Regions from separate parts of the Homo sapiens genome. Here all the other regions are linked to region 3. The links are chromatin loops, found by intact Hi-C in ENCODE. Cell type or tissue: heart right ventricle. All regions are shown on one strand. Region 1 has its middle 300 kb from the start of GPATCH2. Region 2 has its middle 92 kb from the start of ESRRG. Region 3 overlaps LOC124904512 (a long non-coding RNA gene). Region 4 has its middle 370 kb from the start of ESRRG. Region 5 has its middle 360 kb from the start of ESRRG. Region 6 has its middle 220 kb from the start of ESRRG. Region 7 has its middle 170 kb from the start of ESRRG.

Evidence for each region. Hi-C counts contacts between places; a loop is a spot of excess contacts. Peaks named below come from ENCODE experiments on the same cell type or tissue, not always from the same donor. Only the 100,000 strongest peaks of a DNase experiment are listed, where the experiment ranks them.
Region 1: it touches region 3 in a loop (4-fold over the local background); 21 of 110 quality-filtered maps call a loop at or near these places.
Region 2: it touches region 3 in a loop (2.4-fold over the local background); 7 of 110 quality-filtered maps call a loop at or near these places.
Region 4: a loop joins it to region 3, with 2.9 times the contacts of the local background. A loop is called at or near these places in 22 of 110 quality-filtered maps.
Region 5: a loop joins it to region 3, with 5 times the contacts of the local background. A loop is called at or near these places in 22 of 110 quality-filtered maps.
Region 6: it touches region 3 in a loop (2.4-fold over the local background); 3 of 110 quality-filtered maps call a loop at or near these places.
Region 7: it touches region 3 in a loop (2.6-fold over the local background); 5 of 110 quality-filtered maps call a loop at or near these places.

What each region holds. Positions count from the first base shown.
Region 1 is chr1:217,332,415-217,336,414 of GRCh38, reverse strand. No RefSeq gene overlaps it. Among named protein-coding and RNA genes, the nearest start is that of GPATCH2, 300 kb to the left of the region's middle. In heart right ventricle, a CTCF peak has its summit at 2,305; a DNase peak (open chromatin) is centred at 3,789.
Region 2 is chr1:216,813,387-216,817,386 of GRCh38, reverse strand. It overlaps a transcript of ESRRG not described here. Among named protein-coding and RNA genes, the nearest start is that of ESRRG, 92 kb to the right of the region's middle. In heart right ventricle, no CTCF peak of the experiment used is centred here; a DNase peak (open chromatin) is centred at 1,646; H3K27ac peaks cover 2,067 bases.
Region 3 is chr1:216,748,173-216,752,172 of GRCh38, reverse strand. The region is part of intron 1 of LOC124904512 (a long non-coding RNA gene); the gene reads left to right. It also overlaps a transcript of ESRRG not described here. Among named protein-coding and RNA genes, the nearest start is that of ESRRG, 27 kb to the right of the region's middle. In heart right ventricle, a CTCF peak has its summit at 1,957 (motif pointing left); no DNase peak of the experiment used is centred here; H3K27ac peaks cover 571 bases.
Region 4 is chr1:217,088,003-217,092,002 of GRCh38, reverse strand. It overlaps a transcript of ESRRG not described here. Among named protein-coding and RNA genes, the nearest start is that of ESRRG, 370 kb to the right of the region's middle. RefSeq lists a silencer at 2,409-2,609. In heart right ventricle, no CTCF peak of the experiment used is centred here; a DNase peak (open chromatin) is centred at 2,149; H3K4me3 peaks cover 3,690 bases; H3K27ac peaks cover 3,697 bases; H3K27me3 peaks cover 344 bases.
Region 5 is chr1:217,076,917-217,080,916 of GRCh38, reverse strand. It overlaps a transcript of ESRRG not described here. Among named protein-coding and RNA genes, the nearest start is that of ESRRG, 360 kb to the right of the region's middle. In heart right ventricle, no CTCF peak of the experiment used is centred here; a DNase peak (open chromatin) is centred at 2,458; H3K4me3 peaks cover 2,771 bases; H3K27ac peaks cover 2,548 bases.
Region 6 is chr1:216,942,609-216,946,608 of GRCh38, reverse strand. It overlaps a transcript of ESRRG not described here. Among named protein-coding and RNA genes, the nearest start is that of ESRRG, 220 kb to the right of the region's middle. In heart right ventricle, no CTCF peak of the experiment used is centred here; no DNase peak of the experiment used is centred here.
Region 7 is chr1:216,892,704-216,896,703 of GRCh38, reverse strand. It overlaps a transcript of ESRRG not described here. Among named protein-coding and RNA genes, the nearest start is that of ESRRG, 170 kb to the right of the region's middle. In heart right ventricle, no CTCF peak of the experiment used is centred here; no DNase peak of the experiment used is centred here.

The DNA of each region.
Region 1 (4,000 bases), 580 kb before region 3:
CATCCAGACAATGAAATATCTACCTTCTTGACTTTTTTCTTCCAGTGTTTTTTTCTCTCCATTGTATCATCCCCCAAAATAATCTTCCCCATTAAAAGCACCCTGTACCAAAGTCTTTGATGGAACCCATGCCTTACTGAATCAAGGCCAATCAGGCACAGCATTCAAAAGCTTCCTAGATCTGCCTCCAGCCTGTCTTTCCAGACTCTACATTTTCTTGTGCATCCTGTACTTCCATGGCCCCACCCATGCCTTTTACAGGCCAACTCTAAGTGTTTGCTCATGCTTTCCTCTCTGCTCTCATTCAACTAACACATACCAGGGACTATCTTAAGCATAGGGGATACAAAGTTGACCAAGATATGCAAGATCCTTGTTTTCTTGGGAATTATCTTCCAATATAGAGGTTCCCAAATTGTAAGATGCAAATTAATTATGTATATGCCCAAAATACTTATTCCTTCAGCCTTCAGAGCAACAAAGTTTGTTCAGCTTTGGTGGGAACCTGTGGCCAACTGCCTTTGGTCAGTGTCCTATATAAATATTATCATTCTCTTTATGTGCTATGACCCAGAGAAGATTAGGAAACACAGTTCCAGTAAGTTACTTGAATACCTTTAACTTCCTTCACTGTCTATCGAAATCATACCCATTTTTCAAGATTCAGATCAAGTGCAAACTTCTCTATGAAGCCATCCTCAACGTCCCTCATTGGAAATTTCTCTTCTGTATATTTATGTTTACATCCTTCGTATATTTATTCTATCAATACGTATTTATTGGCCACTCACTGGGAATGCTAGACATAAATTTAGGTTTTGGGATTACAGCAATGAAGAATTTATGGCACTTTCATTATACCATAAGCATATTGAGGACAGGAACCATTGCTTAGTCATCTTGGTATCCTTATCTTCTTGAAAAGATTTCTTGATTATTTCATTATTTTCTAGATCTATTCCAAAATATCTGCTTAATATAATACTAATAATGGATTTCTGTGCACTCTCATTTAATCATCACAATAATCTTATGAAGTAATTATACTTAATCAATATGCAAACCGAGAAAATTGAAGCACAAAATTGTTAGTTAACTTCTCCAAGGTCATCTAGGTGGAAGGTGACACGGGTATTCGATAAATCCCTCATGAGTTGAAGTACTTCATGTACTTAATCACATCTTCAGGGGAAGGTAGTACTTACAATATAATTACTAAGAAATTTCTGGCATATTTTAGTGATTTTTGAATCCAAATAACAACCTAAAAATCTGCATAATCACTTTATCCCCAAACTAAACCTAGATATTAACCCTGGGGAACTGAACAATAAACCATCTGCCAAACCAACACAAGAAACATAGGATGGTTTAGCAACACCCAAGCAGTAAGGGTTTCATTTGAAAATAAGTTTTGTGCCAGAAGAGTGATGAAACTGGCTATCTAACTCTAGAGGGTTATGCAGCCTTTATAACAAGAAGTAAATAAATAACATCAGTAGTTTAATGATGCACCTACCTAAGGGAGGAGAAGGGATCGGGGGATCTCATGTGCTCTTTCATTCTTTAGGGCTCTCTGGTCATTGCTGCTTTCCCACCTTTACTTCGTTGTATAATTCTTTTGCAGATAAAATGCAATGCCAGTGGGCCCACCCATCTCTGCCTTCTCATTGAAAGGTAGAATCTCTTCAGAAAAATGCTGTGTCAAGAGCAATATGCCACAAAAACTAAAGACCACAAGAAGACATACGAAAGGACTAAATCTGCCAAGGGAGGATTTGGGTAAGGGAGAATGTAATTACCTGAGTTGGAACTTGGCCAGCAAACAAAGATTAATGCAGAAACAGGAAGGCTTCTATCCTGTGAGAAGTTCCAAGCAAGCCTTTGGGACCAGAGGTGGTCAGGGCCTGAGTGTTACATTTCATTTGATTTCTTCCATCCCTGGGAACACAGTGGCCCCTTGCTGAAACATTAGTTCCAAACTGACTTGAAGAACAGCCTTGCTTACTAAAGCATCAGCATTATCAATTACACTGGACAGTCTAGGAAGCAAAAGGGATTTAAGTGTTGGCAGGATTATGAAACGCAATCCAGTGTATGAGGGGAGAGGAAGGGAGGAAGTGCTATTTCAGAGGCATGGACAGCTTGTACTTAGCAGCTCCCCAGTGGCTCTCAAATTGTGTCCCTCCTTTTCCCTCTGTCTCCACCACCCCTTCAAGCTTTTTGCTTGGTATTTGTTATTTTGGGCCCAAATTGTTGCAATGGAGACACGAAACTCTAGGGGGAGCTCCAGCCTCCCTGGTGGGGTCTATGCCCTAGGTTGGGAGCAGAAACTCGAGATGAGGCCTCCAAATTCACAGTTGATGAGCAGTGTGGCTAGAACCAAAAACCTGAACGCCGTCCTCTGTCAGGAGCGCCTCCTTTTGATTGCTCTACTCTCTTGTAGAATTCTATCTATGTCATGCTGTGGCAAAGCAGCCTGGGACTTCTTACAGAAAAGCAAAACAGTTTAATGATGAAAAGCAAGGGCAGGTTACCAGGGGCTTGGGGGAGATGAATGGTGGTGATGGTTGCACGATGCCAATTAATTGTACTTAATGCCACTAACTGTACAATTAAAAATGGCTAAAAGGCATATTTTACCACAACTTTTAAAAATGCTGAAGTATATATTTTACCACCATTTTAAAAAGTCTTTCATTACGAGTTTGAATAGATTCAAAGGTCTAAATTCTTTGGTATATTGTAATAGTGGGATCTTTAAATGAAGCTATGACATCGCTCTTAAAAAACAAAATAATCAAACGTCATTGGAGGCATTTAGACCTGAGTGATCCTCTCAGGTAAATTTCCCTCCAAATTTACTCTCTTCACAGGAAATGTGCTCAGAGAAAGTCAAGATTGGAATCTACCCTGTTATCTTGCAGAAGAGAAAACTTAGACCAATGCAGCAACCCAACTAAATCTCAATCTGCTGTTCCCATGGTCCTGGAATCTTTATCTGCACCTTTGATGCTGTTATTCATTTCCACGCTTTTGTTATGCTGTTATTCCAACAAGACTCAACTCAGGTGTGGGATAAGTTCAGATCCCTCTTCTCTGTGCCCAGCTGCATTTGTTCTCTTTCTCACTAAATTAGACAGTGAACTTCTAGAGTGTAAGAACTATCTTTAAATCCTCAATACATAACCTGGCACATAGTAGGTGCTCCAGAAATATTCGTCAAACTCAACTTTACATGCTATGAATCCCTTAAACATATCCCCTTTCCCAGTTTCCACAAAGACACCAGAATATCCAAGTTTAGAATATGGCCCACCCTATGCAAAGATAACTAAAATTCCTGTGCAAATAGATCGTTAAGTATGTAGATGAGAGAACAGGGGCCGGGAACAGAACCAAACACCCAAACCCTAAATACAACTCTTTAAACCCGAAGAAAGTTTCACAAAATGATAATCTTCCACCACAGCACCAAAGTAACTTGGCTGTTTCATTCACTCCTGCATCCACCTGATGTCACTCTCACTGCCCAGTAGAACAATGTGTCAAAGGCTTTTGGTCACAGAGCTCCTACATTAAGAGCCTTTGGAAAAGCATAGCTATACCTGGTTTGGGAGGAGTTGAAGGTTCCCTGAAGACAAAGAGCTATCTACAATGCATCATCCTTCTTGGTTCTCTCTTCCTTACTCTAAGAACAAGATACCCTCAGCCTGTTTCATTTCCAAGTTCTTTGTCCTGAAAACACTCAGAGAGACATCTAGTACTTGTGGAGCTTGGCACTGAGCCAGGCCTGAAAGAGTGAATGTTACTGTCTGCCTGGGAATATGGACTTAAGATGAAATTCAGGAGATTTCCTTCTTGTTCTCATCCCATAGAAACTTATTGTTTTTCTGCTGTGAATTCTCCGTTTTATGAATTGACCAATTACATTTTCCCCCAAGATAGAATTTTGCTATATGCTAATTTGTAGGTCCTGAAAATGCAAAAATAAAACAAG
Region 2 (4,000 bases), 65 kb before region 3:
ATTATTTTTCCTGGAGTTGATGACAATGTGTTCCTAATTCATTTTTCAGAATGCTATTATGGTACATCTTTTTCATACTCAGATGATACATTGGCTATTCTATTGAAATACATTTTTAAGACCACAGATTGAGTTCAGCAGTTCATTTGCATCTGGTAGCTCTTTTCTCAATATTTGTAGAAAGGAGAAGAGTTCATTTCCTAGGGTCTTTTCACAACTTCCAGACATTATTTGAATGTGTGTTTAGGGTAAGTTTTGCCAAAATATTTCGCCTTTTAAGAAAGTCTGCTCCATATTGACCCACAAAACCTGTGTTTTTTTTTTTTTATCATTTTCTTTCTTTAATAACAATGGTTTGCACTCTTTGATGCTTTCCTACAAAATTGTTTAAATTTGGTTGTGATATTTGAAAGAAGGCGGTCAGTGTTTTCTAATGAGAATATCTGGTTACTGAAAGTTTAAGGAATGTTTTCTCTAAACCTTGAGTAGGATAATGAAACCGTGATAGATGCCCCACATTGTTTGAATCACTTATTTGGGAAGATATTTTTCTTTATTAGCAAATCTTCAATGTTTGCCTTCTTTGAAAGCCTTCTTTTTAGGGGGACTTGTTTCAAAACATCTTAAAAGTCGTATGTATGATTCGTTTATTTCTCTTCCCTTCAATGAGATTTTAGTGGATACAAAGCATCTCTTAACTCAGTTTAGATCTTTTAAATGTGCAAATATTGATCTAGCAACTGCATGTCAAAACTCTTGAATTTCAGGAAACTTAGGCATGCACCATTTGCAACTCTATTCCAGATATGTTAAAGTACTCGGGTGTGTTTCTTAGAGTGTGATTCTTTTACTGTAGCTTAATGCTTATTTGCTTTTGGCCTAGCCACAAAAGGCATTATGTTAGTATTCACTGTTTAACCAACATCATGGAATGTGAAGATCAGTGGCTCTTTTTTTTAAATTGACAAATAAAAATTGTATATATTTATTGGGCACAACATGTTTTGAAATATGTGTACATTGTGGGATGGTTAAATTGAGCTAATTAACATGTGTATTACCTCACATACTTATCATTTTTAATAGCTCCTATTAAGTCCACAATTATGAGATGTGTTATTAAATGACCACGGTTTGTAATGAACACCCATGAATGTGATATATTTTGAAACCATGTTCCATACAGTACTCCAGGATGTGATGTGATAAGACCTTTAAACCTTTGCTCCCATTTCGGCGAGTTAACTCTGATGACCCACGATGAATGCTGGTAGTGAAAGAGGTATTTCTTTAGCATCTGTGCAAGTCAAGTTCAAGTTGGCTTTTCCTACAGACACCAGGTTTGAGCAGAGGAGCTGCAGCGTTGTTCCTTTACACTTTGCATGTGAGCCATTTGGTATCCAGGCTGCCAGCAATCATAAACATTTTCCTCTGGAAGCCACTTCCTGTGTGTGTGTGTGTTCCCCAATATGCAGAAAAACAAGTGACACCAAATAACATATGGCCAATAGACCCCTGGATGAACTTGACTCCTAGGCAGGCATTTAAGAGCTGGGGGCGGGGAATAGTTTTAAATAGTCTACACCCTTATGCTACAAAAATTAGCCAGGGAGCATGTGCTTTCGTAATGGTCCTGTGACAGGGCTGCTTCATTGTGTTCAGTGCGGCGGAAATCTGAGCCTCCCTCCACCAGCTGCGCTGAACCGAACACAAATGTCTCGGGTTCAGTTGGCAGATAAAGCACTGTTGTGTCGCAACTGCAGTATGTGGGGGCTACCAGGTGCAGCCAAGCCAGGGAGGCCTGAGCCCGGGTGGTCTTTTTCCCAGGGCAGGTGGCACAGAGCCCCAAAAGGAGAGAGAAAAATCTGGGCCACTATTCTGGAAATTTTCTGGATTAGGTGTGTAGCATATCCCACTCCACAAAGCCCTTCCAGATAATGCCAAACCAACAATTTAGAGGGCAGTGTTGTCTGTGGGTTAGAGCTCAGCCTCCTCAGTTGGCTCCCAGCTGTGTGGCCATTTACTTAATGTCTCTGTACCTCAGTTACCTTATTTGTAAACTTTGGATGATAATATTATCTACTAAGAAGTAGATACTAACATTGTACAAGGTAATCCTTTTAAAGCCCTGAGCATGGTGCCTGGCACATAGTCAGCACTGAACAATGTCAGCACAGTGAAGCTCTCATTTTCAGTGTGTGCAATGCTTTTGGTTTTATATATGGAGAAACTGAGGCTGTAAATAATGTGCTCACCTAAGACCACTTGGCCCAGAATAGATTTCACATTTCCTGGCTTTCATGCTATTATGCTAACCGCTAATCTATGCTTCTTCCCTGCGTCAAGCCCTTAACATTCCTATTCTTGATTAAAGTGAGGGGAGGATTTAAGAAAATAATGGTAAGAAATAACCTCATAGAGATTAACTTAATCTGCTGCATCTCATCTTTGGTGCTGAACATCTTTGAAATAAATAACAATCTGTTTTCAATCAGTATCTCCTCACAGCTAAAATTATCAAATTTTAAAAATATAAGTTTTACGTTCTTGGGGAAATTGGCAAGTTTTGACAATAATTATTTTTGGCAACTGTGGAGTCTAGTATGTTTCTGAAACTATCCACCGACATTTAAACGGGCTCTGAGCCTTGGACAGAAAAAGGCAGAGAAATGTTTACAGTTTATAGTTGTGAAGGTGTGCTGGAGTATTTTGCCTCAAGCAATACAGAAACTCCTGGGATGAGCAAAAAGCGCATTTCAAAGTGAAAGACTGAGGAAGGTAGCAGAAATATTACATGGTTAGGTTAAAAAACATTTATAAGGCTGGATTTAAAAGCATAGAAAATGAGAAATCTTTATGCTGCTTCTATTAATAATGAGTTGTGTCTGTATTCACAAATTAGTTTGCAAGTTAATATTTGGATTTGGCTAAACAACTGCTTATTAATTTTTTGAGATGAAAAAGTTGAGTTCACCAGTTATTTGAGTGATTTTGACCAGCAATTCCCCAAACAAGCAAACAAAACTGTTTATATAACCATCGTATAATTCAACTCCCTGTAGGTTGTGAATTTCATTCTACAGATGGAATTCTCTTCCACCCCAAAAATAAATACTAAATAAGCACAGGTCTGCTGCTCATGTCCACAGTGCAGTCAGGCTGCTAATTTGGTTTGATTACTAGATATGGCCCAGTGGTCCAGGGGTGTTTCTTCTCAGCAAATGACAATAGCATTGTGGTGGGGAGAGAAGCATCATTTTTTTTTTTCCCATGACCAAGGACTTAAGCCTTTTGGGCACATTAGCACTACTTTCAGCAGTAATGCAAAATGGGAAATAATTGGGTTGAGGAGCTCCTGGGATATTAGTGGTGCTGCAGGCAGGAAAGCAGGCATTGGAAAATAAATGACAAATTAGCATGCTTAATCTCTTTATTGTGAATCAGATGCCACAGCAGAGGCTCATAATACATTAATAAACACCAGTTAATGCAACTGAGATACTATTCCTCAAATTCACAAGAGTGGTAAGAATTCTTTCCTAGGGGAATGAGTGTGTTTTCTGAGTGATGTCCCCCCGACATAAGCAGGACTTTGTAGTACAAATCTAGGGAAAGAAGAATAACAATTATGTGTGTATAGTGTGCAGGCACTTATGATCACTTTCATGCATATCCACCTGTCTGAGCTTCACTATGACATCCCTGAAAAAGGCAGGTTTTACTATTTCACCACTTTACAGACAAGCCACAGATGGACTTAAATGACTTCCAAACATTGCTCACCATTGGTCAAGCGAAGAATTGAATCTTAATTTTCTGGCTTCAAAAAAATATATGTTCTTGCCACCCTATCACCCAACCTATGTAGAATTAAAATAGATACTAGTTATAAATCTGTATTATACAGATTCGATATCCTCTGAGTTGGGACATACTCCATGACCCATTATAACTAAGTTCCATAATATTACAAGTATAACGAGATTCCTGAATATTATTA
Region 3 (4,000 bases):
TTTACATCTCAGTTTCCCAATCTGTTAAATGGGAATAATAGCCCTTCCAAGTGCTTGAATATTCTAGGTTTAAAAGGCCAAGTGAGCTTAGAATGAAAACATCTATTTTCTTTCAGTGCTGTGGCTAAGGACGCCTTGAAGTAACCAAGCCACAGAGCAAGGATGATGGCCTTTATCGTGTAGAGAGTGGACGACCAGATGGCAGAGCCCATTCTACATAATGACTCTCACTCTGGTGGTTTGTAATTTATGAAGTAGCCTTCTAATCAAAGGCGCTGTTGGCTGCCAGAGAGCTCAGCCACAGCATGGAAATAGCTTCTTCCAAAAAGAAAAAAATATATATATCAGCTGAATATTCTTCCATCTAATACGATAAACAGTCTAAAACACAAGAAAGGTTATCACCAATGATTCTGATTTTTATTTTGTAAACCTTGAGGAAAGAAGCGAAGGGACAGGTTATCTAGGGAGGCCTTTTCCCTTGACTTTATCAGGGAAGAAACAGGAACTATTCTAGCCATCTTGTGTCTTTTGGGTCTACTGGTGGCTCCCAGGCCCTGATGCCTAAGCAGGGAGGAAAAAAAGGGAAAAGAATAAAGGGAGTGGAGGGGCAGGCAGTGAAAGGGCAGATGAAAGGGACAGGAGAGAAATGATGAAAGGGGTTTGCACAGCTGGGCTGAGGCAAAATACCCCCCACCAAATGTCAGTGGTTGCTCAGAGACATCAAAAAGGCACTGGAGGAATTTCTCTAATTTCCATAACCAAAGTTAAAATAAATCAGAAGTATGATGAATATGGTAATAATTCTGCAACCTCTTCTCACAGTCCCTAAGATTTTGTCCCTTCATCTCTTTTGCTGTGACTAGCATTTCTATTGTTCATGATCCCAGTTCTTTCTCTAATATGACAACAGCCTCACTAATCTAGCTATAGCTGAAGTCATAGTTTCCAAAGAACTTCACTTGATTTAGAGACATACACTGCCCCATTTTCTCTTAAGCGTGTAAGGAGACTAAGAATAACCCATCCACTACTTGGTGTTGGGTACATTTTCAATCTGGCATGCCAAAATTCCCAACTCCAGGGTGAGAAATAAATCTGTTTCTTTGAATAGCAATGAGAAAGATGGGTAAGCATTTTAAAAGGGTAGATGATGAGAGCGGGTAGCAGTGCTAAATGGAATTTTATGTTCTTATGAACCATTCAGTATAAAATGATAGGGTGTTTTCTGATTAGGTGATTTTAACTTTTATGGTGAGAAAATGGTTAAACACAGAGCACTCTCCTAAGGTATTTCTTATGAAGCCTTTTCTTCTTTACTGAAAGCACATCAGGGAAATGGATGATGCATCTCATTTGATTCAAGTGAAACAGTTTAAATTGTTATGGCTTTGAGTTTTTTTTTAAAAAAAGGTAAATAACTCTCTTTAGTGAAGAACTGTATCACAGTATGTTCTTCTTCGGGTGGTGGCCTGGTGCCTATCAATGTATTAATTTGTGACATTTGATAAATACATGCCACTGGACAGTAGGTTGTCAGGACATATATTTATAAAGGGTCCTAGCCTATAGAGTTTTCATTTTTAAGCCAAGATCCTAGCAAGTAGCATCATCTCTGAATGAATTGTATTTAAATAGGGTTAGAAAGAAGATCAGTAAGGTAAGAAGATATGCTTTAAGAACAGCCATTCATAATCAGAAAAGCCAGGAGATATTTTTTTAAAAGACCACAAACTATTAACTGAAGAACAGCTTTTTAATGCAGAGCTTTGAAAACTGGACATAGAATATCAACTAATAGAGAAAGAAAAGAGGTAGCTTTCTTAGGAGAGAGAAAGTCTATCACAAATGGAATGTGGTACTGAGAGGTTGGCTAGCTGGAAGGCAAGCCACAAGTAGAAGAGTGATTTTGTTCTCTCCGAGGCGATGTCTGCCAGATTAGAAGCATCAGTGCCCTCTATTGTTCACAGGAGAACTGCAGAATTGCCTGAGAACACAGGCCAGGCATTTTTTGCCTTGTAAACAGACTTCTCTACAAACTGCAATGGATGATAATCAATAAAGCTGAAGGAAGGGAGGGAGGAACGAAGAAAGGAAGGAAGGAAGGTTGGTTGATTCATTTGTGGTCCTCTTTGTAATGTTTGAGCACTATTGTCCAAATGCTTAAAACATGAAATCTTTAAAATGTTTTTCCTAGACTAGCTATTTGAGTTTATTAACATAAGACATATTCCTCAGAAAAAAGGTGCAATTTACATTTAGTGATAGATGGGGATAAAGTTTATGATGCAAAAATTCTTCTGTTAACTTCATTATACTTATTTTTTGTTTGTTTTGATAAACCTCTATTTGCCAATTAGCATTTGACTAACTTAGGTAGAAAAATGCTGATATTAATATCTAGTTTTCTCCTTTGCGTAATTATACTTCCCAGTAATGATTTCGATCTGTCATCATCATGGAAAATATGGGGACTGGAAACTTTTTTAAAGCTAAAATAATATTAAAAATAGCATTGCTCAGCTATGTGTTTTACCAAATTAAAGATTACTGCAGGAATGACAACTTCATTCAAGCAAATCATTTGGAATTACATTAAACAGCTGCTGTTAAACAGCTGACGACAAAAGAGACCATTTTGATCTCCACAGCACAGGGAATCTAGCAGGGCGCTCCCTGCATGGGGTTATGAAGAACATTGTGCTCCTGTGGACCCACACACAGCGTATTCCCTATCGCGCTTGTTGCCAAACACTGGGCTCTCTAATCACTTTGTATTCAGTCAGAGATCCAGGAAGTCCAAATCCAGCCAGACAAATGCAGAACAGCTTAGCAGAAGCAGCTTTAACAGGTGCCGTCGGTATGGTCTTAGGGAACCTGAGAGACACGACAAACCATGGGGAGCATTGGTCATTGGTGTCAGTTTGCCCAGCGCACTGGATGGCACCAGTCACTGAACAGCAGTTTGCCACAGAGACCAGTTAATTGATCCTTAAGTGATGGCATAACAGTGCAAAAAAAAAAATATTTAGACACCTTAACTGTGCAAGTTCCCAGCAAACAGGCTGCTGCTGGGTCTCTTGCCTGCTCTCCCTGCTCCTTATAGTGCTAGAAAGAGAATGGACTGGAATAAAGAGCATGGAGCCATGACAAATTAAAAGGGATGGATGAGAGATTTGATTTAAGCAGGTGTTGTCTTTCTACGTCGACCGTAGGCAACTGAAGATTGCCACCCCATAAGCATAGACTCAAATGGATGGGCCCCTCCCCAGCTCTGTGCCTGTCTATAAGGGTATGTGGTGCCCCCAAGGAGACCACACTCACATACCATGTTTTGAGATTATTTCTAGATGGAGACAACCACTGCACTCAGATGTGAACTTGCTTTCTGTGCGTCGTCTGCCTCAATAACAGCACTTGATTTAAGTGAGTTTGAAAAAGTTGGCTGGCCTGACAACATCCTTCCAGATTCTGTCACTTTATAAACACAGGGATGACTTATATTCCCCACAAAAAAATCAGAATTTGTGTATTGGCAAAATGTTCATGAACTTACTTGTGTAACTTGAGCAAACACAAGAGAAATAAGAGGTTTCTGTGTGTTCAGATACAGCAAGTTGCAGAAGAAATTTGAAAAATCTGCATTAAGGTGGACAACAGCCTGTATAAATAGTTCTATTAATATTTAGACTCTTGGCTTGGTACTGATAGTAAAAGGGAGAGAGAGAGAGGGAGAGAAAGCAAGGCCACATTTTAAATTATTTGGAATTTCTGGCAAAGTGTTTGCTTCTGCAGTTGGGAAAACATTTGACTTTCTTGTATGTTTTTCTTATTCTGCTACTACTGCATTAAAAAAATGGGGTCCCAGACAGATTAGAGTAGCTAGGCATTCTGGTGCCACAAAATGTCCATTTCCATTCCGTCTGGGTAGCATGGATTAACTAGTGTGATACTTGTAACCTGTTCTGAGCAAGTGTGGATCTAGGCTATACATTGACAA
Region 4 (4,000 bases), 340 kb before region 3:
ACAGCATGGAAGACATTTGTCTGAAAAGAACAAAACAAAATTGGATTTCAGAGGATTAAAGTTAGTCAAATTGTTATGGTTCTTTCGCTTTGTGGTGAGTCTTTAAAGGTCCAATTCCAAGGTTAATAAGTAAAAAAGCTGGAGAACCAGGATGGTAGATTGAATATTAACGAGTACCTCTTGGATAGTTACTGGAAAGTTACCAATAACGCCTATAGTAATCCCTCCTTGAGTTCTCAATAGGCCTTTGCCCTCTTTGGAAACATCTATGCCTCTGGTAACATCTAAGCACCCGACAAGACTGCACCAATTCATCCTTCTGGCATGCCAAAGGGACAGATAAGCAAAGTGAGCCAGAGAAGCTATGTCCAATTTTCAAGGTGGAGAGACATAGGCCAAGTTTTGGGATCTGGCCATCAGTCAATAGTCCTCAGACCCTCTTAGTCTAGTTTCTCCAATTCAGATCATCTGGTCTCTGCATAATTACAATATCTTCCCTGTGGAATTTGCGAATGATTCTTGGACTGTGACTCTAAAGGGAAAAGATCTAGTAAGTTACTTGCTGTTTTCATTAAACTTATCCGACCTCTCAAATAGGTAAACTATTTTTAAACCTTCGAGCAGCTGCAGATTATTATGGATGAATTCAAAAGTTTTTCTCTCAATCGGCTGTGCTTTTCAGATTCAAAACTCTCCTTGTGCTTAATTTTTTGCAACCTCGGCCTCTGCTGTCATCTTTTAGGAATTTGGAATTAGTAGGAACAGTGACTCCACCAATACATGATGGTGACAAAGGCCAACTACAGGCTCGGTGAAAATAAAAATTCCTAAACAAATGTTGTTACTCCAAATGGATAATTATTGATAAAGCAGAGCAAAGCATTTGCCAAACCTGGTGCTAGATACTTATTTATCAGGAATATGCCACATGTTGGGTAATATACACAACATTATGATTAAGAGAAGCTACATAAAAGGTACCAGACAATGTACAAATAACACAAATATTAGAAAAAGAAGTAATCTGTGCTTTACCTGCCATGTGGCCACACCGGCTAAAAATGCATTCTCATATTTGCAGAAGTAAACGTTAAGGATTGTTCTTGAGACCACTCCTACTGATTCTGAGCATAATTATAAAAATAACAGATACAGTGCATAATTAGCAATAACATCTTTGTATTAAAAAAAAGTTTTCCTGCTGTTGTAGAATGAGTTAAATAAAATCTAGTTATCCTTCTTGCCCTTCCAGACTCCCCTGGTGGGCCAGATGCCCGGAGCCCCCCAAATTTTATGATGTGTCAGTCGAGTTTCTCAACTAGGGGTTTGGGCTTCTCTCTGGGTCCCTTTCTCTCTATTTGTCTCTCGCTCTTTCTTCCCTGACCCCTCCCCATTTTTAAAAGGCTTTAAAGAACATCTCTGGGAGACAAAAATAGCTCCAGTTGTGAGAGGCCTACACACCGGGAATGCAACTGAGAGATGCAAGTCAGCAAGTGCGAGCCGCGAACATGAGTGTCTGGCCCTGGGTGGATGCTCCTCGCTGTCTTGGTGCCGATTCTCTGCCTGGGCCCGGTGGGTAGAAGGGAAAATGGTTTTTCAGGGTTGGGAGGTGGGTTGGGTAGGTTTGGGATCCCTAGCCGTAGGAATGGAAACCCCAGCATTCGGGCTGAGGGGGCTCTTCCTTCCCCTCCCCCCACGTTTTTCAAATTTATTTTGCCCAGGCGGGGATTGGTGACGGTCAAAAGGGAGCAGTTGGCACTGAATGTCACCCTGAAGGTAAAATGAAAGACAAAAGATGAACGCATGCTTGCTTTCCGTTTGCAGCGGCTGCGGCGGCGGCAGGAGCAGCAGGATTTAAAGGGGAAAAAAATCACACGCATATGCACACATATATACACACCCAGAGGCGTCAATTATGCAAACGCAATAATGCAATCAAATCATGACAGTGCCGGGAATTTTTTTTAGAAAAATATAGATATTTATTTTTAAAAAGAGAAACGCATGCAAACAGAATCGTGCACATACCACGTAACCACCCGAGGAGAACCTGGCAGCCTCTCTCTTCTTCTGCCAAGTTATCATTGAGAAAACAGACAGGCATCATGACGTCCTGGGTCACAGGGAGTGCGGACCGACGCTACCAAGAGAAAAGGGAGGCGCCTTGGCGCTCCGGCTAGCCGTGGGCGCCCCTCTGCCCCTCGCAGCCCGGCTCGGTGAGTGCACAGCCGCTCGGGACGCGGACCCCGGGTGCCAGGCCGGCCCCGCGCCCGCGGGGGCAGAGCGGGGGGCCGTGCCCTTGCCACCGGAGGGCCGGCCAGCACCCCCTCGCCTGCCGAGGTCGCGGGAGCCCAGTTAAAGGAGGCGTGTGTAAGATGTGCAATGTTCCTGCATGGGGGTTTTGTAGACTTTCATAGCCAAAGAAACCGGCTTCGGCTTCTTTAAAATCCCCGACGACTCACCTGATTAACCTGCTGCAGTTCTGACCCTGCCAAGGTAACTGGTCCAAATCCTTATCATCAACATCTGGAGACAGACATTTGCATCTGGGGCATTCTTTATTTGCAGTCCTGGTTGAAATCTAGATTGCTACCCCCTTCCCCCTTCACTTGCTTATAGTCTCTTGGAAAAAAAAAAAAAAAGCAACCCCTCCCTGAATAACACAACCATAAGTACTGCCCACCTCTTGTAGACTTGCCTTACCATGACTGCAAAACTGTGAGCGTGTGTGCTGGAGACACAGATGAATTCTAATTGCAATTAGATTTGTTCTTTAAACACCCCTCCCATCCCCCTTCCTGGATAGAGACTTCAGTGCTTGGTAAAGTGGCAAAGAGTGAGGGCAGAGTTAGGGCGCTGGGAGGGGAGGGGTTAGGGTGAGGGGATATGGAGCAGGGGTCGTTGGGGGAGAGGGTGGTGCCAGGAGTTGAGGACTGCTGTCATGGGCTGGAAAATCCTTCTGGTGATTGCTGCTGCTGTAGTCCTAGGTGTCTCCCTCCTGTCCTCTACGCTGCTTTCCCTCCCTTCTCTCTCCCCAACCCTTTCACCTTCCCGAGGGAGTCGCTGAAGTTGCACGGAGGTCACCCGATCATCATTTAACTATTTTAAACCATCTACCTCCTTCTACCCCTCAAGTCTGTTAGAGCCTCTGCAGGATAGACCCCTGCACCCCTTGTTTGGTGATGGGAGAGTCTCAGAGACAGAAAGACACAGAGGGCAAAGCTCCCCTCCTCCCTTTCTTTTCCCTTCCGGCAACCTTTTCCAAGCTGCACCCTCTCCCCCTTTCAGAATCTTAATGAGCAATTCTGGAAGAGTCCGGAAGGGCCTGTAGAAACCCCCGCCTGCCTCAGTGCTGTGGAATGATTATGTATGTGTTTATTTATTGTGCTTGTCTCGGTTATGTTGTGAATTGCCACATGGGTCTGCTTATGTTAGGGAAGCACGTTTGCTATGTTTGTGTTGTAGTACCAGAACCAGTGGCCATGCAATAAGACACAGACACACACAGAAAGCAAATGATTTCACTAACATAAACCAGAGGGCAATGTTGAAAATAGCACTCTCTCTCTCTCTCTCAAAAAAAAAAAAAAAAAAAAAAAAAAAAGACAGGAAAAAAAGAAATTCTCAGCATGTGGGTTAAGAGAAGCTGTTAGGTCCATATGACCTCCTACTACTTTCAAAACACTCCTGCCTAATACTTTAAGTCAAGATCAAGAGACCTGCGGATGTTGTGAAGTATGTTTCAGAGCAGCTGAATGACTTGGTCTAGTTTTGAAGAGAAACTCTCATTTGTTTCTCACACTGCCCAAAGACCAAATAGGGGAGTGTGTTTGGAAAATGCCCAAATTCAGAAGCAGCAGGCGAGAGAAAAAGAGTCGGAAATGTCTTAGAGAAAAAGACAGAAAAATGGGATTGAGGAGTGGTTTCAGGGTTCTCTCTCTTTTTTTTTTTTCCTGTCCAGCAGATTTGATGTTGTCAAAATGAGTTAACCAACCTGAGA
Region 5 (4,000 bases), 330 kb before region 3:
TCACGAGGTCAGGAGATTGAGACCATCCTGGCTAACACGGTGAAACCCCGTCTCCACTAAAAATACAAAAAATTAACTGGTCATGATGGCGGGCGCCTGTAGTCCCAGCTACTAGGGAGGCTGAGGCAGGAGAATGGTGTGAACCCGGGAGGCGAAGCTTGCAGTGAGCCAAGATGGCGCCACTGCACTCCAGCCTGGGCAACAGAGCGAGACTCTGTCTCAAAAAAAAAAAAAAAAAAAAAAAACCAAAAAAACAAAACAAACAAACAAACAAACAAACAAAAAAACACTAGAAACTGGAGTGGACCCAGAAATCAAGAGATGTCTTCGGGTCAGGCTTGAATTAAAAAGTAAATATTTAATCACTTTTACCAGAATTCATCAGGGCTACAGTGTACGGGATACGTGCTAAACAAATGAAGAAAACAATCTTCAGGGAGTTTGATGATGAGTCAGTGTTAAGAACTTTGACATGTATATAATGAGTTGGAAGTAATGACATAGACAGCATGAGCACTGGAAGGCCACATATAACCTCCAAACCATCATTTATTGAAGGATTCCAGCTTTCTGTGAGGACGATTTTGGGTAGTAAAATTGACCCAACTTGAGTTTTTTTCAATTTAGGAAAATTTATTAAACAGGTAATATCTTTAACATCATGCTAAGCCTGTTTGAGAATATAAAGTAATTTTAACATATAGTACCTCTCTTTAAGGGACGTATGCTACCTGCAGGGAAGTGCATTATATGTATACGTGACACTGTGAAGATAGCAAGTATAATATCTAATAATGCAAAATATGAATGCTATGTGGTCAATTCATATATATTTATATATATCTTAAAGAGAACTTGACAGAATCAGAAAGCTTGGATTGATGTTTAGGCTGCAATTTACCAGCTGTGTGACCCTCACTTTCAAGCCAAAGTTTTCCCATTAGTAAACTGGGTGTAGCTTCATCTATCTCATAGGACTGTTGGAAGGATCAAATGAAACAGAGCATTTAAACAGAGACTGCACAAATTATGGGAGGGAAGGAGGAAATATGTAACACTTGTGGAACTGCACTTGAGGGTAGAGACCATGTCTTAATTGACTTTGTGCCCCCAGTGTCTGGCACTGTGCCTGGCTCTGAGAGGAGGCTCAGTAAATGTTTGTAAATGCATGCGTGCCAGGCGCTGTGGTAAGCCCTTGACATGTGTTATTCTTTAAAACTTCACAAAAAATTGTGTATGGTAGTTATAGTGTCTCCATTTCACAGATGAGGAAACAGAAGTTCGGAGATTTTTAAGCAAACTCCAACCTCATGTAGGTAGAAAGTGGTAGAGATAGGAAGTTAGATCTACTTGGCACCAGAGCCCAGAGTCTATTCATTACATTATGTGGACTCTCAGATGTAAGGGAATTATCATTATTCCTAAACAATAGTGTGGCCAAAATGAAAAGCAAACACCTTGGATAATTCACCAATTGCCCAGGCAGCTCCTGGGCTGGCTTTCAGATAAGTAAGGGAACATTCTCCCGTGCTACCTGACACATTTAACATGGTCTTTTGTTAAACTGTCAGTTCTGATTTCTGGCCTTTGAAATAAAAAGCACAATAGTGAAAAATACCATATAATATACCATAACCTGGACTTGTCATAGAGACAGAAGAGAAAGGAAGGACAGTGAGGAACTCACAGTTAATGAAGTGGTTAACCAATGACTTGAATTAAATTTGTTACTGCCACTAGCAGCCGCCCTTACCTTCTGTCTCTGTCTCTCTCTTTTTCTCTGTCTCTTACTCTGTCTTAACTTTCACTACTACAGTTGGTAAGGTCTAGAATTTTCACTCTCTTCTATGTTAAGGATGATAATAAAGAAGGTGATTCCACTGCTAAACAGTGGAATATTTCATGTTCTTCATTGCTTGTCTGTTCCTAACATCTCTATAGCTCATTACAACAGTTGGTTCTGTTGGAGTGAAGTTTTGCAGCCATCCCCAGTTTCTAAAGAACAATACTAAAATGGCCCCTGACAACACAGTAATGTTAAAACTCCAGCCTCTGCATTGGGAGACAGAATGCAGAGGTTGATACCAGACTACCCGATCTTACATTATTTTGTCCTCAGTTTATTTCTGAGGAAAAACAGAGGAACCTTACATACAAAGGTTTCTATAAGAAGCAGAGGGAAATGCATTTTAAAAAATCCTGATTCATTTTAAAGCTTCTGTTAAAATATAGTACACTGTAGGTCAGGACAGCAGAGACAGGAACTACGTATAAGTCCCGAGAATACCTTACACTGTTGTCAGAATCCAGCCAGTAACAGTGTGTGGTTTCCCAGGGACTGCGCTAACATACCTGAGATGAAACCTGGTGGGGAGATACTTTCCACATTCCTTTCTGACCTGTGGTGAGTCTGCTGGGGTGAATTGTGTGAAGTTGTCAAAGGTTGCTCTGCTCTCCAGCACTTGGCACCAGCTCTGCTGAAATGTGATGCCATTGGTTTTCAGTAAAGGTTCCTTTCTGCAGGGCTGCAAATACAGATCAGCTGCTACTGTGTATACACAACCAGGGAGCAAATCAACCAGCACATTTAAAGCAGCCTTTTTAACCCTGAGACTTTCCAAGATCTCCTCTTCACACAGGAAGTTTCCTTCTCTGTTGTCAGATTTAGCACTGTGCTCTTGTCATCAGATCCGAGCCAGGCTCCCTGCTGCACAGTAGAGAGGCTTCCTTAAGACATTTGTCCTTGAAACTGCACCAAACTCTTGGAAGAACCCAGAACGTGTAAGTATGTATGATTTAGGCAGCAATAGTACAGGGCAAAGCTGCAATCAACCATTATACAATATCCGATTAGCAGTGCAGGAGGGATTTTTCCGACGTTATGTTACATTCATTTTCAATTTGTTCTGAGGAAACAAATCAATTCTAGCTTCTGATACAGTGACTTTGCAGTAGATGGGGTTGTAATATGTTAGCTTTAACTATTTGCTGTTCTCATTTAGCATTTAGATGTGACTTGTGGGACAATTACTGTGGGCATTAAACTATAAAACTTCTAAATTTTTATTAGGAATTGTAATTGTTGGTCATGTCCATCTTGAGAAACAAGTTAGCTTTGGGGAATGTTTTTAAAGAATTAACCACATAAATTCATGGACAAAAGAATGAATTTGTACTGTTCTTGCTCTCAAAACATATTAGTTTGCAGTTTTAATTTACTCGTAAAGAGCATTCCACTGAGGTTTTGTCTTAATTGAATCCTACCCAGTGCTGTCTGTTTGGTGTTTTACTGTCTTGTATATATCTGTTTAAGTTACTTCGCTAGGATTGCAGTCTGGTTAAACCTGTATTTAGCCACTACCTAGATTCTAAGAACATTCAGGTCAGTAAATGCTCACAGAATTTTGGAAAGTGGTGGATTTGTTTTCAAGGGTGGTCGTATTACCCTTGAAAGCTTTTTAGGTGCACAATGTGAATGGCTGTCAGATGGAGACCACAGACTGAACACTCTAAGGCTCTAAGTCAAATCTCGGCTTGTCCACTTTCATAACTCCAATTAACTCCAACCAATAAAAGCCCATGCCCCCTTTCTATCAATTTTTAATATGCAACAATACTTATGTTTATGAGATTAATTTCTCTCAGATTAGTCTGATTGATAGCTGGATTGTGGTTTCTTAAGAGCTTGCTCCCTGAAACCCACAGCAGAGCTGCATTCCATTTAACTAGTGAATGTAAAAACGGGTAACCATGGATTCAGCCACCACTAACTGCCAGTGCAATGACTTGTTGTAAACAATACAAATGAGCCAGGAGAGCAGAGGCAACCAGACATGAAATGATTTTAATAGAAATTACGGTAAAAGGTCATGTGATTTGGTATCAGCTTCTGTTCAGTTTTAAAGGGAAAGTCTTTATTTTCTCCCCCTTCTTCCCCCCTTACCTATTTCCAACCAACCCAAGTAGGTATCTCCACAAACTTGGCAGGTCCCACTCTGTG
Region 6 (4,000 bases), 190 kb before region 3:
ATTAGTAGACCAATGGCTGTATATCCTTTGGAAATTTTCACTATTACTTGTCAGCTTTTGCTGGCCAAAGAATCAGACCCATGTAATGATCAGTTTGATTTGCTCTTTCCATTCTGTTTGATCCATGCAGATGTGGGTGTGGTGTTCCTGAATCATGGTGTAGTGGTCCAGATAGCTGGTCAAGACATGCGAGGGCCTATGCTGCAGCCCAGTTTATTTTGTTGTGTGTGGGTTTGTTTTCAGAAGTGTTAAAGATAAATAGCACCTCTCGAACCGATGATTACTCTGAGTCTTCACTGTAAAGGCTTGGAATTTCCTATGAGGTGCCTGTTGCTTGGTTTTACTTGGGAGGGTTCTGATAGCATCATGAAGACTGTGGTCTCTCTACAATTCATTTGGAACACAAGCTGAGGCTGATCAAAACCTAAAGATGAATTAGATCTCTGATTTCTTGGTTCTAGTTAGTACTGGTTTATTTTACGTCAATTGCTATTTTTGGAAAGTACTAAAACTGGTAATGACAGACTTAGGTACTGAGGTTTCTCAAAAAGTTAATTCATTCATTTAGTAAATAATGAGCTGTTCCAGGGAGCAGCTCTCCTCCTCCCATATTTCCTTATGATGGTGAAAAGTAAGCTCCTCTGAAACTAACTTTTCTCCTGCCAACCATCTCTATTGAATTTTTCCTTAACTGTGGTCTGCCAAAAAAACAGAACTGAGGCTTGGCACACCAGTTTTGATCAGACCAACCATCAGAATCATAATGTCCTAAGTACAAAGCCCACTAATTGAATTTCATTCACTGGACTGAAATACAGCAGCCAAGGCAGAGAACACTGTCGGCTCTTTTTTATGAGGTGCAGAGTCTAAAGTCATTTTTTAAATGTGAATGATGCAATTTCTTGTATTTTTCATTTAAAATGCTACTTGGTAAACAGTGTTTCAGATTAGCGTATTTGTAATTTAAATGAAGACAGTACATCAAGCTGAATCTGAAAAGAAAGGAGAAGTTTGCAAAATGATTCATTCCTCTTTTTGTGTGATCTACTGTAGAAAATAATAAATAAATAGGTATAGAGAGGGGAAGAAAGATTTGTGGATTTTAGGAGACAAAATTGAACCATTTCTAAAAGAGTCAGTTCCAATAGCTAAATCTTTGTTTTCTTCAAGCACACTAATAAATTCTGCCTAATTCATTTTTTATTTTCTCTCGGGGTCTGCTTGCAGATTTGCCTCAACAAAGGAAGCATCATGTTACATCTTTTAAATAATTGATGGCTCTCAGTTCAAGCCAGCTTGAAGGAAATTCTGAAAATAGGTACTGATTGAGCAAATGCCTCCTTCCTTCCCACATTCCCCTCCTCAGCACTCTCTCTTCTCATCTTTGTTTAACAAAACCCACTTTTCCCTCCCCTTTTGTTTCTTTGCCTCCTTGGTTGAGAGCAGAGGGTGCTTTCATTTGGGTTTAGGCTTTAGCTAATCCTTGGTATCGCTCTCATTTATTTCACATCATTCTATTTATTAAAGATAGGGGGAGCTATTAATTATAAGCTGACTGATCTAATGAAGAGCTTTTAATTAATCATCAGAAGTGTTATGTCATAATAACCACTGGAGACGGTTTGTTGGAATTATGAAAAACCTGGGCTTAGAGCTTGTCCCTCTAAATTTGCAGTGTGTTATTCTCCAACTGTCAAATTACCCTGGAAGCTGGGTCAGCTGCAGCCTTGCCCAGCCGTTCCTGTAGGTTCTAATACTGTGAGTTGATCTCTGTTATTCCCCCAGAGAGAGAAAAGCATCTCCATTTTACCTCACTCTTGGTGTCATTAGCAATTGTCTAAGACTTGGAAAAGCCATTACCACTTTCAGGCAGATATGGTTGGTAGAACATTAGACTGGTCTATTGTGATTCTGGCTTCTAGTCATGACTTTGTAAGTCACTTTGCCTTACAGGACTTCCCTTTCCTTACTGGTAAAATGAAGGCTTTGGAGTGCATTACCACCAAGATCTTCATCAACATAGCCTTCTTTCATTCTCCAGGGAAAGGGATGATAAACCAAGAAGAACTTGCACTGCATTTGATTTTGGGTGCATTAATAGTATTCTGACTTTGAATGAATGGAGATCATGTGCTCCTTCTTTATTAACCTTCCTGTTTCTTTCCATCATATTTCTTTTCTCTTAATTTTTCATTTATGTCTTCTTCTCTTATTTATTTCCCTTCCTTTTCCTTTCTAACTTTCCATGTTTCCAGCGTTAAAGTGGAAGGAAAATGATTGGCAAAGTGCTAGACTCAAGGATCTTGGCCAACTTAATGAAGAAATCTCTTATTTTAAAAATATTTTGTCCTCACAGAAAAGCTTCCTCCGTCAGAGTTTGCATCAGAAAGTAGCCAATATTATTGAATTTGTGAAGACTAAATATAGAGTGGCAAATATCGGGAGATCTAAATCTGGAATTATATGCTTGACCTCAGTTTAACTGGAGGGAGCCTTACATTGTACCCATCACTGAAAAAGCTGTATCTAAATTGATGGATTATTTTCCACTCTCAAAACTATTTCATAATCTTTGAGGCACTTTTCTTTTCAAAAGATGCATCACATAGATTATATCATGACATTTTATCTCTTAATAGAGCAAGTTTCCTGGCAGGGGGGAGCTGAAGTTGTCTTTGCCCTACATCTCCCCAGCATCCAGTAGCTTGCTTGTATATCCTGTGCCTGCCCAAGATAATCCTGCCTGATTGCCTTTATTGAAATCCTGAAAAAAAATCTTCAAATAATCAAACCCCCATGAATAACGTATGGTAGGGGATCTAGAAAGCTGAGGAATTTCTTCTGTTTATCTTTTCCTGGCTGTACGCTAGGGTTATCTTCAGAATGACTAAAGGAAATATGTGTGTTTCCCCTTTTAAAAATCTTTACTTCTGCTATCCATTCACTTTTTGAGAGTATATGCTGTTCAGGCTTTTGTATGTGTGTGTAGTAAGTAGATTACAGGTAAACCCTCACAGTAAGATATACTCCTAAGGTTTTGGAATTCAAAATGTGTTTTTCCCCAAGGACAGCTGGGTGAATGGTTGAGTTCCACTGTCATGCTACCATGTTTCAGGAATATTATGTGCCAAGTGGCTTCTCCTTTTATTGGAATATCTATTCTTAGAACCTGTTTGAGACCTGAAGAACAGATCTTTCTTGCTCTGTATTTAGAGAGGCAATTCCCCTTCTAAGAAGGTTCCTGCAACAATGCAGAGGCAGCTGCTGGTGATGGTAGAGGGTGATGGTAGGGATGGTGTAAGTCCTCTTGCCTTGGGGTCACTGACTTTGTGAGTGAAGGGATACTGGTAATTTAGTTATCTATATTTGTTTTAAAAATATTCTCTGGGATAGGAAAGAGAATCCAGAGGCTTTCTCTTCCTCTCTCATACTACACAACCATGGTAGGGCAGATCATTCACGTTGTAATGCATGTGAAAAGTACACCCTGGGAATCTTGCAATGCAAAATCCAGGCAACTGCACTTGATGGTTCTTAATCCTGTATTTTTTTTTGTAATAAGTTTATATGCCCAATCTTAATAATTAGTTGGGCATAGGATAGGCAATCATCAGCTTACAAAACAGTTGTGAGTTGTGTGTCAGTCTACATTTTAAAACTGGTTATTCAAAAACAAAAATTGATAACTGAGACCTAATTAAACTAAAGAGCTTCTCCACAGCAAAAGAACTATCAAAAGAGAGACAACCTACAGAATGGGAGAAAATATTTGTAAACTATGCATACTACAAAGGACTAATGTCCAGAAACTACAAGGAACTTGAACAACTGAACAAGAAAAAAACAAATGGCCCCATTAAAAATTGGGCTAAGAACATAAACAGACATATCTCAAAAGAAGACACACAAGTGACCAACAAACATATGAAAAAATGCTCAACATCACTAATTATCAGGGAAATACAAGTCAAAACCTCAGTGAGATACCATCCTACACCAG
Region 7 (4,000 bases), 140 kb before region 3:
TCTAATCAACCATGAAAGTGCAGAAACTGAAAAATTGACAGACTGGGTTCCTAGAATCCCAAAGTAGCATTTCTGTAATAGGCATACAAACAAATCGAATAAACATGTTTTGCTTCAGCGATTTAAAGAATATGGTCTTTGGAGTAATTTGTCTTTTTTTAACTATCATTTCTAACCTTTTCATTGCCTATCTCTAGTTTGCAGCTCCCCCTAACAATCTGTGGCAATTTCCCAACCAGCTGTTGGTGTTCTAGTACTGGTGTTTTGTTTCGATTTCCGTGAGCTATCAAATCAGCCTATAAAGGGGATTACCTGAGTGCTGTTGTTTCCCAGGTTTGCATTTAGCAGTGGGTTTGCTTTTATGTTTGTGTTTTTGTTTTCTCAAGATACTTTATTCTATGGAAAATATGACTGAAAAATTGCAATGGCCCTGAATCACGATGCTCAGGCCAAGTATCAGAAGATGTTTCCAGTAACATGAGTAGTTCTTCTTTCCTCCCAATTAATAGCAATGACCCTTAGCATCGATCTGCTAAAATTTTAGCCTATTTTTTTCCAGATATGAGTAAAGGTTTGCATAAACTTTATTTGGGAGAGAATTTGTGTATATGTCATTTGTCGTGATGTAATGTAAGAAATCAATCATTTGTATACTCTTACCCTTGGTATAAATAAAGTCAGTGTTTACACTTGGACTTGGTAGACGAATGAGTACAAGGAGAAACCTGATATTTTACTTTGGATTTTGAATCTCTAGTTAAAGAGAAAGCAAGGAAACCTATTTTTGTGTCTTTTATGGTTAAGTTCTGATTTCCATTTGAACTCACTGCAAACACTAATTATTCTGTATGATGGGGGAATGCTGCCACTTGTTAAGTTATTAAAAAGAAAAAGGGAAGGAGAAAATAAAAACAGGCACAAGATAAGAGCTCTTTTTGGGTCCCTTTTATTTCTTTTCCTTGCCCTCCCTTGTCCTGTAACTCACATTTTCATTCAGGTCAGTCGGACTATAGCTAGTGAATGTGCTTTCACTAACATCTCCATCATTAGAAGGAAAAGTTGACTCTAAGACTGTTTCCAGAGTTGTGAATAATATTTGGACATTTGATAAGTCCCTTTAGTTTATTGGAACTTGCTAAGGTAGAAGAACATTTGTATCCTTCAGAGGAAAATTTTATCTTCCAATTAGAGCTGAAGAAAAAATTCTCAAAGAGAGACTCTATTTAAACTGACTACCCTGTTTTTCCACCATCCTGATAAAATGAAAAAGATTTTTTCACCCTAATTGGCCCTTTAGTTTTGGATCCCCATATATGTCATGATGTGCCTTCTATCAATAAATCCCAGTGATCAATAGGTCTTAATTAATAGGTTTTATGAGTTTGCTCTTAGATGGATGACAGTCATATTTTTAAAAGTAAGAAACAAGCAAAAATTTTCTAAGTAATTTTCCTCACACATGAAAGGAATGGCGACAGGGTCTTATTTGCTGTCAACAGTATTTCATTCACAGTGCACTTATTAAAAAATTAGCTCTGTTTTACACTTCAAGGAAATGCAGTGATGTTTTAGAAAATAAAACTAATATGGATGTCTATCTAAAGATGGGAAAAAGAAAAAAGCATATTTCTGGCATGGTGCAAGGGTTTATCCGCCCCCCAGCCCAATTTGCATGGTTTGTCCACACAAATTGAAAAACAGCAATTATAGGGAATTATAATGGAGATACATAAATCAGAGCTGTACTAGACTTGAAAAGAAATATATTTTAGCAAGTTTAAATCTTTTTAAAAAAAATTAACGTGGATGGGGGAGGAATCAGGATAGAACAGACTAAAAATAAACAGCTGTATACTACTTCATTAAGCTGCTGCTTGGAGTGATTTTCCCATTGATTAGTCTAGGGGCTAATGCTGGTTCATTCCTCATTTCATTGCTAATTAACATCAGTGCTGCTCCTGACCACTTGACCGTGTTCTCTGGTGAACATGTGCTGGTTTGGCAAGTAATCGCTCTCTTCCTCCTCCCTCCCCATACTGCCTCTTTCCCGAGTCCCCAGCTCCCTCGTCTTTTGTTCTTTCTAAAAATAAGATTTTCAGCTAGGAGGGAAGGAGGAGAGCCTTTAAGTTATAGCCTGCTAGTTCCTCTGTAAAGACAACGAACTTAATAAAGAGATTAGATGCCACCAAGAGAAATAAACACAGCTACTCTACCCAAGCATTTGATTGAGGGGCTGTGTAAATATAGATGATTCACTCCAGCTACCATAGGACCTGGCTGGTGTAGTTCATTTTGCGTTTGTCTCGTTGATTCTGACTCTTTCAGAATATTTGCAGGACAAATTACCTGACTCAGGGAGTTATGACCAAAGACCTTTAAAAGAGAAATTGAGCATTGGCTTTAAGGCATCTATTTTTTTAAGACTGTGTACATTTTGGCTCCCGAGTCTGTGAAATGAAATTCACTACCAGGTCATAGTTTCCTGATCTGACCCATAGTTATAGCTTTTGCAGGATGATCCACAGTCAAGCAGAACATAGGTTATAATCGGGGCAGAATACTCAATTTGGCAAACCGGGATTAGAGATGAGAAAAATCCACAGTATAAACACAATGAAAATCACTTGCCTCTGTTCCAGGTCAGGAGGTCAACATTTCCACACACTGAAGCCAACATGCATTTTGGAAAAAACCTTTCCAGAATCATTGAATAATGTGTTGTTTTGACTCAATTCCAAATCATATCATCTCTTTTAACTGAATCAAACATTACATTGCATTTAGAAAATAAGTTTGAATTAGTTTTGATTCCTGTAGTTTGGTGCATTCGATTCCCTTAGTAATCATGAAGCAGCCTTCCTTCAAATGTACCTTTTAGGAGCAGTCACTAAACAAAGTTTACATTTATTTTACTTTGCAGCATGTCATTTTCCTTGCCAACATTGTTTTTCCAATAAGCTTTTTAGTATGTACTTCTACATACTTAGAAATATGTATGTAGAAATACATACTTTAGTATGTATTTCTTGCCTGTGTGTTTACATCTTATACATTTCTATAAGATTTTAAGCTCCTTGAAGGAAGGAAATATGTCCTTTCCTGTTTACAATTAAATGAAGATGTATTGATGGCTTACTGCTTGCCAGACACTGTGTCTAGGACAAATGACATAGACAACTGGATGAATGGAGGGCTGAATATTTCTTTAATAGCAACATAATTATTTCATGATTTATCTTTAAAGTTCATTTTATTTATATCCTTAAAGCTCCTATTTATTCCTGTGTGCCTCATGGGGCCCTGGCACTACATTAGACACTGGAATTTCAGTCTTATCTGATATAGAATGGAGTAATTCTTGCTGAACCTCAAAGGATGGTGTAGATGTTGAGTAAATTGTAAGCTCCCTCCATTCAGGAACTGTGTGTATTTGGCCACCAATAGATTTCCATTGTCTGTGATATTGCCTGGCAGAATGTTTGCTCAATACATGCTGTTAAAGGAAACAGAATGGATGGAGGAGCATTCTAGGCAGCAAGGACTCCATGAACAAAAGCTTGGAAGCCGGTCCCATATTTGTTTTGTTTCAACGAATAGCAAATAGTTTGTTGAGTTTGGTACATATCAAAAGGAATCACTGAACCTAAGTTTGGAAGGGTAGCTTAGGACCAGATTGTGAGTAGTCTTAAATGTGCAGCTAAGGAATTTGGACTTTATTCTTGTGGGCAGAAACTGGATATGGTTAATGACTGATCACGGTAACCTTTATCTGAAGAAAATCGCCTTAAAACAAGGCAAGGTTGGCCATCATATATTAAGAACGCAAAGAGTGAGGGGAGGAGTTGGGCTTTTATTCTGGTTCTAGAGGTGCCAAGCAGGGCGGGTGGTGGAGAGGACGATTAAATAATTCAGATGTGCTAGCTGTAATTGCTGTAATAGCTGAGTGCTGTTAAAGTATGTGAGGACAGTGCTGTGTTCATTGCCATAGATCAGCTTGCCA